Regions from separate parts of the Homo sapiens genome. Here regions 1 and 3 are each linked to region 2. A link is a contact called in ENCODE Hi-C or POLR2A ChIA-PET data. All regions are on one chromosome and are shown on one strand. The core of a region is the stretch at or near the end of the contact, and the rest is flanking DNA. Distances in the headings are between cores, read along the strand shown.

Region 1 (4,823 bases), core at 2,224-4,723, 640 kb before region 2:
GATTATTAATATATGTCTATGTCGGCCGGGCGCGGTGGCTCACGCCTGTAATCCCAGCACTTTGGGAGGCCGAGGCGGGCGGATCACGAGGTCAGGAGATCCAGACCATCCTGGCTAACACGATGAAACCCCGTCTCTACTAAAAATACAAAAAATTAGCCGGGCGAGGTGGCGGGCGCCTGTAGTCCCAGCTACGCGGGAAGGCTGAGGCAGGAGAATGGTGTGAACCCCAGGGGGCGGAGCCTGCAGTGAGCCGAGATCACACCACTGCACTCTAGCCTGGGCGACGGCGAGACTCCGTCTGAAAAAAAAAAAAAATTTATATATATATGTCTAAATCAGAAAACCAGGACAGACACTCTGTTTTTCCAGGGAGCAGTGACATGAGCCCTTACTATCTTACACAACAGCCTGGGAGACCTTGAGGTTTTCCCAGGCTGGGAGGAGACTTGGGGCCCCAAAGAGGCAGGTGTGAAACCACCTACCCTCAGGGCCATGTCACTGACATGTCCTGGTAATGCAACATGTGTGCATCTGAGATGTGGAACTCAGGGAGAAAAATAAGTCCATGGGGCACCTTCTGGGGCCAGAGGAACCAGAAGTTGTCCCAAGTGACAGCAGTGGGCTTGGTGATCAGGAACAGAGGGCAGTGGGTTCACTTTGCCCTGGTTCCCTGGGATTGGAAAGCAGCTCTAGCTCCTGACCCAGTCCAGCCTTCTTTGGTATGTGAACCAGCTCTGCCTGCCCTCCTATGATCCACACTGCCCCACAGCTGAGCCCATGACATCACATTTGCCTTGCCAATGTGACTTAAGGACTTGAGGAAGCTCAGATGTGGGCTGCAGGGAAGGGTGTCCAGTGGGGGCAGGCATCTCCTTCCTGGTTCTCAGCTCTGGGACCCTCAGACCAGGACACACTGTATCTCCATGGCCTCTTGACCCAGCTGGAGTGAAGCAGGAGCAGAAGAGTTCAGTGTTGTTTTGAATGCTTACTGGATGCGGGGCTTGTGCTAGGTCAGGGGATGGAGACTGAGGGGAGACGTGGCCCTGCCCTCAGAAAGTGTCTGTTGTGGTTTAATTGGTGAGTTAAGGAAGAGGGGAAAGAGAAAGAAGCCCAGGAGAACAGCACATTTAAAACCACAGCACTTTGGGAGGCCGAGGCAGGAGGATCGCCTGAGGCCAGGAGTTCAAGACCAGCCTGGGGAACATAGTGAGACGCCATCTGTAAAAAACCCAAAAATTAGCCAGGTGTGGTGGCACACATCTGTGGTCCTAGCCATTCAGGAGCCTGAGGTGGGAGGATCGCTGGAGCCCAGGAGTGTGAGCTCACAGTGAGCTCTGATAGCGCCATCCTGCCACTGTATTCCAGCCTGGACAACAGTGAGACTCTGTCTCCAAAAAAATAAATAAAACCACAGAAGATGACAGCATTGCCTTAAGAACTATGAAATGCTACAGGCAGGAAAAGTCTCTGCTCACTTGCTGTGTGTGGGGCACTGGGCCAGGCCCTTTCCCCTGTTTCCTGTGTCATTCTCATGCGTCCTGAGAGTGGAAATAAGTATTAGCAGTTGCCATTTACGTGCCAGCCACTTTTTAAAGTGCTTTAATCCTTAGAACTCACTAAGAGGTGAGTATCACATCTCTGTTTTATGTCAAAGACTGACACCTGGGAGTGTCTGCGGTGGTGGTGGGGAGGCTAGAACCCGGGTCTAGTCAAGGAGGGGCACTGGGAGAGAGTCCGGGAGGCTGATGGTGGGGAAGGAAAGGCATTCCAGGTAGTGGGAACTGCACGAGCATGGTTAGGACCCCAGGAAAGACCCCCGCTGTGTGAGAGCATAGCAGGTGGGTGGCACCATGGGGGAGGCCTTGAACCCCAGGATGACAGATATGGGGCAGGCGTGTTAGACAGTAAGAACATTTTGGAGGTTGTGAGCTAGAGATTCACAAGATGACGCCATGCTTAGGTGGGCTTCCCTTCAGCAAGGCTGTAGGGAAGTGGGAATGAGGGTCTTTCTCAAACTGGGGTGAGGCGGTGAGATTGGAAAAGAGAATGAGACCCATTCTGAAGTGAGGGAGGAGGCGGCCTCCAGCCTTTAGAGCTGAGAGGCTTAGACATCAATTAGCCCGACTGCTGTCCTACTTTGGCAAACAATAATAGACCCCAAGGCCCACAGAAGAGGTTGCTCAACATCACTGAGAGAGATAATGTAACCGCCCATTGGGTTCACCTTACCCTCTGCCTAGACAGAGCCAATTTGTCAAGACAGGGGAATTGCAATAAGGAGAGTTTAATTCATGCAGAGCTGGCTGTACGAGAGACAGGAGGGTTTTTTTTTTGTTTGTTTGTTTGTTTTTTTTTTTTGAGACGGAGTCTCGCTCTGTTGCCCAGGCTGGAGTATAGTGGCATGATCTTGGCTCACTGCAACAGCTGCCTCTCGGGTTCAAGCGATTCTCCTGCCTCAGCATCCCAAGTAGCTGGGACTACAGGCGCCCGTCATCACACCCGGCTAATTTTTGTATTTTTGGTAGAGATGGGGTTTCACTATGTTGGTCAGGCTGGTCTCGAACTCCTGACCTCAGGTGGTCCTTCCGCCTCGGCCTCCCAAAGTGCTGGGATTACAGGCGTGAGCCACTGCGCCTGGCCTGTATCAGTTATAGTTTTTGCAAAGGCAGTTTCAGGAATAAGAAGCAGAACCAGGACTGCAGCCCAAGCCACCACGAGAGGCCAGTCTTTGGGGATGGTCTTTTAGGATGATCTTTGGGGGTGGCCCAAGGAGCCCCAGGCAGCTCCAGAGGCAGGAGGTAGGAGGTCCTGTTTCCCGAATCTGTCCACCCGGGAGAAAGCAGCAGGGGTGGGTGGGTTCTGCCTTGGCCACAGTGAGAGGAGAAGGGAGAGAAGGACTGGGCCTTGGGCGTCCCCCATGGGAGACTAGGAGCTGCGGGGAGATCTGGAGGGGAGGGTGCAGGTGTCACTGGGCCTTGATGTTTCCCAGGGCCGTTTGGTGATGGGAAGAGGGAACTGGAGCCCCAGGCTGCCGCTGATGCTGCTGGCTGACATTTCCGTTCATTCAGTCACTCAGGATTTATTGAGAGCCCACCCTGTGCCACCCGCTGTGCACAGAACACCCAGAGATCCCTGTCCAGACAGACAAGTTCTTCCCATCGTATGTTGGCGTGATAACTGTGATGGAGAAAGAGAGGAAGAGCCAGCAGTGCCTCCGGCTGGGGAGGCGGGGCAGACCTCACCCAGGTGGTGACATTTGAGCCCCAGCTGGAGGGGTGCCAGGGCAAGAGTGCCCAGGAAGAGGGAAGAGCCAGTCCACAGGCCTGGAGACAGAAGGCTGACTGAAGAAGAGTCTGGAGGCTCGGGTGGCTGCAGCAGAGAAAGCAAGGGGGTGGGTGGCAGGACGTGAGGTCAGAGGAGAATGGGCGGCACCCTGTGGCTCACAGATCCTTGAAAGGGTTTTGGTTTTGACTGAGCAGAATGGTGCCATTGCAGATCAACACGCACTTTAAATAATCAAAACCCCTATCTTTCCCCTGGGAAGGAGGAAGCCGAGGAAGGCTGTGTTTCTGACTCACACGGGGGAGTCGGGGGAGTCGTAAACAACCCTGAAGAGAACAGCCAGGCCTGGTGAGTCACTCCTGGGAGTGGCTCCTCCCCACCCTGCCACGCAGCGGCAAATGCGGGCTGGGCCTACCCCCTGGTGGCCACGCTACCTCCGCACCCGGCCTCTCTCTGTGGCATGGGGGCGGCCATGCCCCTTGGTGGAGATGAATGGGAGTGGAGCTGGGCTGGCTGGGCAGGCAGGGGCTTGCCTCTTGCTGACTAAGGCAGCCCTGGAGGGGCCCGACCATGGGGCAGGAACCCAGTTGCCATCCTCAGAGCGAGGATCATTGGCCGGGCTCGGGGATCAGGGCCTCTGTGGTCCCGGCACGCCTGGCCCGTGAGACTGTACTCTGCACGACTCCTCCAGGTGGCCAGGGTCACCGGAACTGGCTCGCTCTCCTCTGCCAGTTGCCGGAGGTCTGGGCACCAGGCCAATTCTCACCTTCCCGCCAGGGTTAAACATTAGTGGGAGGTTATCAGCGTGGGCCAGGGGAGGGAGAGGGGGGAATTCAACTCTGTCTCCTCTGCTGGAGCCACCAGTTCCCGCAAGCCCAGACAATGCCGGTGGAGGAATTTGTGGCTGGCTGGATCTCTGGTGAGACATTTTTCTTCCTTCTGTCACATCACACCCAATGGTAGGTCACTTCCTCGGGAAGATGGGTGACATGGGAGGAGCAGAGACCAAAGTCTGAGTTCCGGCCTGGCGGGAGGATCACTTGAGCCCAGGAGTTTGAGACCAGTCTGGGCAACATAGGGAGGCCCCTGTCTCTACAAAAAAATCAAAATAATTAGCTGGGCATGGTGGCTCACACCTGTAGTCCCAGCTACTTAGGAGGATTGCTTGAGCTCAGGAGTTCAAGGCTGCAGTGAGCTATGACTGCACCACTGCACTCCAGCCTGGGTGACAGAATGAGACCCTGCCACAAAAAAAAAAAAAAAAAAAAAAAAAGAATCAGGGCATGGTGGCTCACACCTGTAATCCCAGCACTTTGCGAGGCTGAGGTAGGAGGATCACTTGGGGCCAGGAGTTTGAGACCAGCCTGGGCAACATAGGAAGACCCTGTCTTTATAAGAAATGAGAGGCTGGGCGCGGTGGCTCATGCCTGTAAGCCCAGCACTTTGGGAGGCTGAGGTAGGTGGATCATGAGGTCAAGATTTCGAGACCAGGCTGGCCAACATGGTGAAACCCCGTCTCTACTAAAAATACAAAAATT
Region 2 (4,490 bases), core at 965-3,464:
GCGGGCTCAACAGCAGCCGCGCAGTCACCCCCTTATCCTCCACCCTCGGCAGGTGCGTCCCACGGCGGGACGGTGATGGGAGGTGGAGGGGGCGACCCGTGGGGGCGGGGCCTAGGCCTCTCCAGCCCCTTTCCTGGCGTCACCCTCCACGCCTCTCTTCCCAGTGCCGTGTCCATACTAGGTCAGCGGCCAGCCTCGCTGGCCGGGGGCGGGGCGTCTGCCTGGGTGGGGCCCACCGGGGCTGGGAGCCGGGACTTGGGCTGAGGCTTCCCGGACCACGGAGGATCCGCGCTGTCGAGGGCAGGACCCAGGAGGGGGAGGAAGCAGAGGATGCTCGGCGCCTTCTTGGCTCCGCCCTTAGCCCCGCCCTACTGCGGCGTTTAAGGGTCTCTTAGCAGGTGGCTACACTGGATCCAAAGTCGGGGGAGTGTTACGGCAGGGAACACTCGCAGACCGCCTAGTCTAGGCCCTCATTATGGGGAAACTGAGGAACAGAAAGGTCCTGTTTCTAAGTCTTACATTACCAAGACTGAGGTGCGGGGGCGGTCCTGGATCCCCCGCCCCAAGGCTGGGAGGGGCACGCCTCGGAAGGGAGGTTTGGGGTCGGTGGTTTCACAGTGAGTGTGTCTGAAGCCAAATGGTCGGAAACCGTTACCCGCTCTCCTAGGCCCGGCTAGTGGGGACCCCAACCGCCTGCGGCTGCCCCTCCCAAGTTCCTCCCTGTTGGCCAGGCATCCAGGTCTCCAGTCTCCGAGCTGCGGAGAACCCACCGCCACATGCGGCTGCCCCTTTCCATTCGACCCTGTGGGGAGCCAGGCTTCCGGGGCCCCGTTCCTCCTGTGTGAACTGGGCCCCCCGCCCCCATTCCCAGACATCAAGGCCGCGTCTCCAGATAGCCACGATTTCATTCCTCGCTCCCCACAGGTCCCTCTCCCCAAAATATTCCCATCTTGTCCTAGCCCATCCCCCAGACTATCTCAAGGACCAGCTGTCCCCACGCCCCCGACCTCCACTAGGCCTGTGCCACCCGCTGCCTGCAGGAAGACGCCCGGTCCCGGGCCGGGTTAGCCCCATGGGAACGGTTTGTCTCGAAAACAGGAACCCGAGCTGGGGGCTGGGCGGGGCGCCCCTTCCCCACCGCAGTCCGCTTCCTGCCCCTCCCGGCTTCCTCCGCCCGACACCCAGGCAGGGCGGGGGGCACTGGGGCGTCCGCGGTTGGGGGAGGGGCTCTTCGTTTCGGTCCCCCCTCCGCGTCCCGGGCGGCGGGGCCTCCGGTCGCCCGCCCTCGGGGCAGCTAGTGGCGCAGCCCCCCGCCCGCGGCCCTGGCCTCCCGGGCGGCGCGGCAGGGGAGGGGTTAAGCTGCCGCAGGGACCGCCGCGTGCGGGGCGAGAGGGAGCCCCCGGTGGGGGTGGCGCAGCCGGCGGTGCGGAGCTCCGCGCAGGGGCGGAGGGGGGAGGGGGCAGCCTGGCGCGGGGGCGGGGGCGGGGCGGCGGGGAGCGGGGCCGCGGCGTGGAGAGCGGGCGGGAGCCGCAGCCGCAGCGAGGCCGGCGGGCGGGAGCGCACGGAGGTGGGGTCGGCCAGGCCGGTGCGGGCTCCTTGCGGCAGGTCCCAAGAGTGAGTGGGCGAGCGCGGGCGGGGCGCCAGGCGAAGGAGGGCGCGGCCCCCAGCGACTCCCCCCCCGCCCAGGGCGGCGCGGGCGGGCTGGGGGCGGCGAGCGGGTGGGGAGTCTGCGGCCCGGGTCTGGGAGAGGGGGCAGCGGCCACGAGAGCTAAGGCGCGCTGGATCCCCGGAGGGCGGAGGACCTCCACGGTGCACCCAGCTTTTCCCAGCCACCTTCCAGCGGGGCCCTCCCCCGCGTACCCCCATTTGGCAGATGAGAAAATTGAGGCTCCCAGAGGCCAAGTGATTCTCAAGGTCACACGAGGAAGCGGTAGAGCCAGGCGGGGACGGCTCTGGGTGGCTCTTAGGAAAAGTCCGCCTGAGAACTCCGTACAGGAGCTCCCCTGTCCTCCAGCCTGGGGGAGTGAGTATGTGTAGGGCCGGGGTACCTTTCCGTGGGGCAAGGCTCTGCCAAAATCTGGGAGTGAGGGGAGTCAGGGAGCTGGGGCCGCAGGGCGGGCCCTGCACCGCAAATGGGAGGGGGGCGACGGAATGGGCGTGCGCACCCATGGGGGTGTGTGCATGTGTGTGGGAGTGTACATGCGTGGAGAGGCACTGCCTTGCGTGTGTGCACACGTGTGAGGATGTCAGCGCCTGTGTGGCCGCGGGACTCAAGGCTGGCCTGGCTCAAGTGAACAGCACGTCCAGGAGGCGACCTCGTCCGCGGGTTTGCATTCTGGGGTGGACGAGCTGGGTATGTGTGCCTGAGGGTTTCTTCGTGCAGGTGTGCACAGGGTGTGGGTGCCATTGTGTGTGAGAGACGGAGGATGGGAGGCCGGTGCCTGTGGCCCGGTGCGTGTAAGTGCGGACGCCTGCACCTCCACTTAGGTCCCCGGCCTCCGACGAATAACTTGGGTGTGGAGTGTTTGCCCCTGCCAGGGTGCGTATGACCCCGCCAGTGACCGGAGTTGCTAATGGTGTCATGCACCCACCGGCCACCCTTGGCGCGAGCGCCCCCCTCTGGACACCCTGCTCCGTGCGCGCTCACAGTTCGCCTGTGCGGGGCCGGGGCCAGGGTCAGGAGCCGGGGATAGGGAGGAAGAGGGCCTGTGGACAAGCTGAGCCGGGACCCCTGGGACCTTTGCGGAGGTGGCCTGGGAGCGCTCAGTTCCCAGGCTCAGGCTTCCCGCTGACGCCTCCTGGCCGCAGCGGGCTCCCCCCGCCCCAGGAATGTTCCTCTCCCATCCAGTCCGCCTCCCCTAGGGCAGGCCCCCTGGGGGCTGCCGCAGCCCCGCCTCGCCTTCCTGGGCTCCCGGGAGGGGGCGAGGCGGGCAGGACGCCTGGGTTCTCTCCCCCCACCTCCCATACCAGGGAGAAATTCCTCCGAGGTCCCCTCAGGCTCTGGGTTCCCAAAATAACCCTGCGGGGGAAGGGAGGCTGTGGAGGGAGGGAAGCGGGAGGGGCGCAGAGCCGAGCTGCGGGGTGCTGCAGGTGCCTCTGGGGAGAGGGCGCGAGGAGAAGGCGCCCTGCGGGGGGCTGGGCGCCAGCCAGTCCTGGGATCTTGGTTCGTCCCCATCCTCGTGAAGCCCCTCGGCCTTCCCGCGACTCCGAGGGTGGGCCGGAAGCCTCTCTGCGGGTCCGTTTCCCAACTGGCGGGTTGCACCATCCCGGGCCAGACCGTTTAACCCCGGGAGTGGCCGCGGGGGACAACTCCGCCCCTGTCCAGCAGGGGGCGTGCCCGCCCCGCCCCGTTTCTGCCCGCGGGGCCGCTCCCCCGCCCGCGACTCCGCAGACTCCCGCTCTGCCTCTCCCGGGACAGGGGTTCGGTCCGAGCCCGGTGGGAGGCTCCCGGAGCGCAGCCTGGGCCCAGCCCACCCCGCGCCGGCGGCCATGGCAGGCACCCTGGACCTGGACAAGGGCTGCACGGTGGAGGAGCTGCTCCGCGGGTGCATCGAAGCCTTCGGTGAGTGGCTCGGGAGGGCACACGGAGCCTGAGCCTAGCCCCGAGTCTGAGCCCGGGTCCCTGCCTCCCAGGCACAGTCCAGGGCACAGCCCTGACCCGGACCCACCCTGCTCCGCAGCGTGCAGTCTCTTTAACGAAAGCCTCCTCCGCAACGCAGGGCAGAGAGATGCACGCCCTTCAGACAGATGAGGTTTCCCTTCTCTAGCCTTCCCCAGCGGCGGCGAAGGGAGGGCCGGGTCCCGGACTCTGACACTTGAGGGGCATTATCTGTCTCCCGGGGAATCCGGAGGAACTCGCTATCTCCGGCCTGGGAGCTGTTTCCGGCTAATGGGGGGCGGCTTATCTGGTGAAGGGGTGCCCCTTCCCCCCAAGCGCTCAGGAAATGACCTCTGGATTCTTGACCCCGGGGAACCCAGGCTCCTTCCGCCCCAGCTGGTTCCCCTCCGGACGATGGGCGGCTCGGGCGCTCCCCTCCTCCAGTCCTCAGGGCGTGCCTATCTCTCGCCCACCACACCTTTCCTCTCTAATTTGCCTCCTGCTCTCGGAGTCCTGGGCAAGCAGGAGGTGGGCGGGGTCGAGCGTGCACCCGAAGGACCGATACCTGGCGGGTTGCGGGGTGAGGATGAGGCATGGTAGCTGCGGACCCAGCTCAGCCACCTGTCTTTGACCCTTCGGAGTCAGATGACTCCGGGAAGGTGCGGGACCCGCAGCTGGTGCGCATGTTCCTCATGATGCACCCCTGGTACATCCCCTCCTCTCAGCTGGCGGCCAAGCTGCTCCACATATATCCTTCGCCGGCCTTGCCAAGGCCCCCGCCGTCGGAGCCCATGCGCAGCCCCTCTGCCCAGCCCAGGTGCAGAATGAGCCTCGCTCCTAAGTATAGGCCACTCCTTATCCCAGAGCTCAGGCGTCGTCCCAGCCTCCAACT
Region 3 (4,264 bases), core at 713-3,212, 810 kb after region 2:
ATCCGCAGTGGCTGCTTCTGGTTAGACAGTTACTAAGGGACACAGGTTTCATTTAGTTTCAACAATGGCTGTGTCTAGGACCTTTCACCAAAATTTAGGTTAAATATGCCTAAGGTCTCTAGACTTGGTTTTCTACATATGAAGTACGTAATACCCAAAACTATTTGTTAAAACACGATGACTGTTTTGACACGGATTAGACAACTATTTTTGTCTAATAAGTTGATTTGTTCAGTCGATAAATAGTGGAGTGACGGGAAAAAAAAAAACTAGGTTAACAACAGTAGGGACAAACCCAATGGGTTAAAAATAGCACAAATCCATTTTAGATCAGTAAAGTTAAGGCTGAGGATACAGACAAAAATAACAGCCACTACTTAGGAGACACCTCCTTAGCAATCTACATCCATTATCTCACTTAATCTTCACTACTACCCTAAGGGGGAGGTATTAGCATCCCAATTACAGAGGTGAGGAAATTCAAACACATAAAGGCCAACTCACTGGCACACTATTATACCACCAGCAGCGAAGACGGGGCTGGAAGTGAGGTACCTCGGGCTCCAAAGTCAGGGTTCCCTTAAGGTGATGGAAATTCCATGTAAATACTAATATAGGCCTGTGTGGTGGCTCACGCCTGTAATCCCAGCACTTTGGGAGGCCTAGGCGGGTGAATCACGAGGTCAGGAGTTCGAGACCAGCCTGGCCAACGTGGTGAAACCCTGTCTCTACTAAAAATACAAAAATGAGCCGGGCATAGTAGCGGGCGCCTGTAATCCCAGCTGCTGGGGAGGCTGAGGCAGGAGAACCGCTTGAACCCAGAAGAAGGAGGATGCAGTGAGCCGAGATCGCGCCATTGCACTCCAGCTTCGGCGACAAGAGCAAAACTCCATATCAAAAAAAAAAAAAAAAAAAAAAAAAAAGAATACAGCCAATACTAGGAAAAGCGTTATCTTTTTAGGAGGGTGACTGATACTGCTGTAATTGAGACTTAGTAAGGTGAACGCACAGAAACTTGCAAATAACTTCTGCCCTACCCTATATCCCGGGAAAGTAAACTAAAATGCACCTCCAGGCTGCCGGCACGGAACAAGTGGTCAATATCCATCCGCGGCTGGGCCGCCGCCCCCGCCTCCCCGCATCTTCCCCGCACACCTGCACAGCCCTCCCCTTGCAAAAAACACCTGCACTACCAAAACCCCTAACAACCCAAGCGGTCGTAAGAACCATTTCATTGCAACCAGGAGGCGTCGAAGGCAGGAGTCTATGGGAAAGGAAGGCTGTGTTTATCAGGAGCAGCAGGAACCTGGTGGAGAGGTTTCGAAAGAGTGTAGGGGAACCGGCTTCGCTGAGACTCGAGTAACGGGAAGGGCAGTGGACTGGGATTCGGGAGGCCCAAGGTGGGGTCTGACGCCCCCGACAATATGACCTTGGCTAGGCGCCTTCTTTCCTCTGGGCCTCAATTCCCTCCAAGCCAGGGTTGACCTCGGATGTGAAAAGCGACGAAGCTGGTGACAGCCAGGTGATGAGTGACCCTGGGGGAGCGGGAAGCTAACCCCAGGGTCCCCGCGGGGGACGGTGGTGGGGAGGCCAGTAACGGGTCCGCGAAGCAGGAAGGGGCGGGCGTGACGCTGGGGGCGCCGAGGGGGTGGGGCCCCGGACCAGGGGCTCTCCAGAGGATTCCCGGGCTAGGCCTAGCGTAGGGACCCTTAGAATGGGGGAGTCGGGTCATGTGGGGGTCAGGGGTCACGTGAGGCTGGAGGGGGTCGGGGTCACGTGAGAGGGGGGTTTAAGAACAAAGGGGGCGAGGGTAGCGAGGAGCGCCCCTGGACCTCCCATCTCCTCTCTCTGCCTCACTCACCCCCATAGCGGCGGCGACAACGCTCAGCTTCTTCTTCACACACTTGCCGGCAGGGAGGCGGCAACGGCGGTGGCTGCAACAGCGGCGGCAGCAGAGCGGACGGCCCTGCAACGCGCATGCGCCTCGCAGCTTCCCCCCCCCCCCCCGCCCAACCGCGCGCCCTCGTACCGCGCCGGCGCAGAACCGGCGCAGGGCAGCGGTGAGCCGGCGCGCAGGTGGAGCGCCCGCTAGGCTGGCCGAGGGTCTCCGACCAGGAGGAGGCGGGAGCGCGGAGGAGCGTCGCGCCGGGAATGACGTGCGGCCAGAGCCCGCCCCCTCGCAGGGCTGCGTCTGTAACTATGGCAACGGCGGCGCCAGGCCTGGCTGCTCACCCAGGCCGTGAGTCGCGCGCCGCTGGGGGCCGGGTGGTTGGCAGCACCTCCCCTGCGGCCAGCGACTCCTTGGCCCCGCGCGTAGCAGCCGGCGGCACAGCCACCTTCCCAGGCGGCCAATCGCGTCTCGACCTCTAAAGTACCTGCCCCTCCAGAGCCCTAGCGCGCGTAGCGGAAGTCTTTGGAAACTTTCCCACCTTCCAGATCTTGACTCTTGAAATTCCTTTTCTAACCAGAGTCCTGTTACTCATTCATTCGTCTTCTAACCATTCATTCCCCCTCATTCATTCACGTTCTCAATAAAAATTAACTCGCATCTACGCGGTGCTGAGCCCAGGGGGCACAGAGAGGAGCGAGGTGCCATCTCAGCGCCACACCTCAGGGTTTAGAGGGGAGACGGGCACGTAAGCACTGTTTAGGAGAGAGTGGACAGTGCTGTTAGCGTGAACACCAGGCATCCCGGAAAGTTTTAATTTCAACCCATCCCCAGCACACCGGAGTGACCCGCACGTGACCCGAATCCAAACCGCCGGGGGCGCTTCCGCAGTGTGCACACCTCTGCCAACCTCCCCCAGAATCTCCAGGGGTGGAGCCAGAGTCTTCACTTCCTAGTGCTCCCCAGGTAGGGAGCGAAAATTAGTGAAATGCTTCAAGACGAAAATTAGTGAAATGCTGCCCAACACTTAAGCTTCATGGACTTTTTCAGGTTTTGCTCATTATTCCATCTTTTTGTTTTTTTAAGAGACAGGGTCTCGCGGTCGCCCAGGCTGGAGTGCAGTGGTGCAATCACAGCTCACTGCAGCCTCGACCTCCTGGGCTCAAGCGATCCTCCCGCCTCAGCCTCCTGAGTAGCTGGGACTACAGGTGTGCACTACCATACGCAGCTCAATTTTTATTTATTTTTTGTTGAGATGGGGTCTCACTGTGTTACACAGACTGGTCCCAAACTCCTGGGCCCAAGCGATCCTCCCACTTTGGCCTCCCAAAGTGCTAGGATTACAGGCGTCAGCCACTGTGCTTAGCCTCATTATTCCAACTTTAGTGCTCAGTACAGTGGTGGCCTCAACAACATTTATCCAGTGCCTACTGTATGCTAGGCACTGTTCCAAGCAGCAAGGAAAACAACAATAAGAAACAGAATAGGCACCACCCTTGTATCCTAGAAGGAGGAGACCGATAATAGATGAAATAAATAGGTAATATACATAGTTAGTTAAATGATACAGGCTCGGCCGGGCGCGGTGGCTCACGCCTGTAATCCCAGCACTTTGGGAGGTAGAGGCGGGCGGATCACGAGGTCAGGAGATCGAGACCATCCTGGCTAACACAGCGAAACCCCGTCTCTACTAAAAAAATACAAAAAATTAGCCGGGCAGGGTGGCGGGCACCTGTAGTCCCAGCTACTCGGGAGGCTGAGGCAGGAGAATGGCGTGAACCCGGGAGGCGGAGCTTGCAGTGAGCCGAGATTGTGCCACTGCACTCCAGCCTGGGCGACAGAGAGAGTCTCAAAAAAAAAAAAAAATGATACAGGCTCTAGAAGGAAGAAAAAGCAGGGAGAGAGCACAGGGAAGGTCAAGATTTATAGTTGTGGCCTGGCGCAGTGCCTCACACCTGTAATCCCAACACTTTAGGAGGCTGAGATGGGCGGACTGCTTGAGCTCACGACTTTGAGACCAGCCTGGGCAACAGAGTAAGATCCTGTCTCTGCAAAAAAATTTAAAAATAAAAAAAAATTAGCCAGGCGTGGTGGCGTGTACTTGTGGTCCCAGCTACTCTGGAGGCTGAGGTTAGAGGATTGCTTGAGCCCGGGAGGTGAAGGTTGCAGTGAGCCGATAGCGCCACTGAACTCCAGCCTGGGTAACAGAGCCAGACTCGGTCTCAAAAAAAAATAAAATAAATAAAAGCTTGGCGCAGTGGCTCACACCTGTAATCCCAGCACTTTGGGAGGCCGAGGCAGGCAGATCACGAGGTCAGGAGATCGAGACCATCCTGGCTAACACCATGAAACCCCATCTCTACTAAAAATACAAAA

Evidence for each region. A loop is a pair of places that touch in the nucleus more often than their neighbours do. ChIA-PET counts read pairs that join two places held with the same protein, here RNA polymerase II (POLR2A). Pooled maps may share reads with other maps.
Region 1: a loop to region 2 is called in a pooled map, with 5 times the contacts of the local background. The contact joins the promoter of SLC25A45 here to the promoter of RASGRP2 in region 2. A Hi-C loop is called at or near these places in 1 of 50 pooled maps. POLR2A ChIA-PET finds 5 or more read pairs at or near these places in 2 of 52 experiments (B cell and Caco-2).
Region 3: a loop to region 2 is called in a pooled map, with 12 times the contacts of the local background. The contact joins the promoter of NAA40 here to the promoter of RASGRP2 in region 2. A Hi-C loop is called at or near these places in 5 of 50 pooled maps.

The regions. Positions count from the first base shown.
Region 1 is chr11:65,381,296-65,386,118 of GRCh38, reverse strand. It overlaps SLC25A45 (solute carrier family 25 member 45), which reads left to right and starts at 3,473. Exons shown (of 7, transcript NM_182556.4): 1 at 3,473-3,633; 2 at 4,150-4,204. The coding sequence starts at 4,168. It also overlaps a transcript of FRMD8 not described here. RefSeq lists a silencer at 2,047-2,341 and enhancers at 2,253-2,779, 3,108-3,307, 3,318-3,627, 3,527-3,821, 3,308-3,835 and 4 more.
Region 2 is chr11:64,741,866-64,746,355 of GRCh38, reverse strand. RASGRP2 (RAS guanyl releasing protein 2) reads left to right here and starts at 2,214. Exons shown (of 17, transcript NM_001098671.2): 1 at 2,214-2,353; 2 at 3,419-3,562; 3 at 4,244-4,346. The coding sequence starts at 3,490. RefSeq lists silencers at 1,098-1,297, 1,548-1,657, 2,648-2,697, 2,858-2,907, 3,218-3,547 and 1 more.
Region 3 is chr11:63,936,700-63,940,963 of GRCh38, reverse strand. It overlaps NAA40 (N-alpha-acetyltransferase 40, NatD catalytic subunit), which reads right to left and starts at 1,962. Exons shown (of 8, transcript NM_024771.4): 1 at 1,862-1,962. The coding sequence starts at 1,867. RefSeq lists silencers at 1,856-2,041, 1,971-2,050, 2,311-2,360 and enhancers at 2,081-2,220, 2,459-2,959.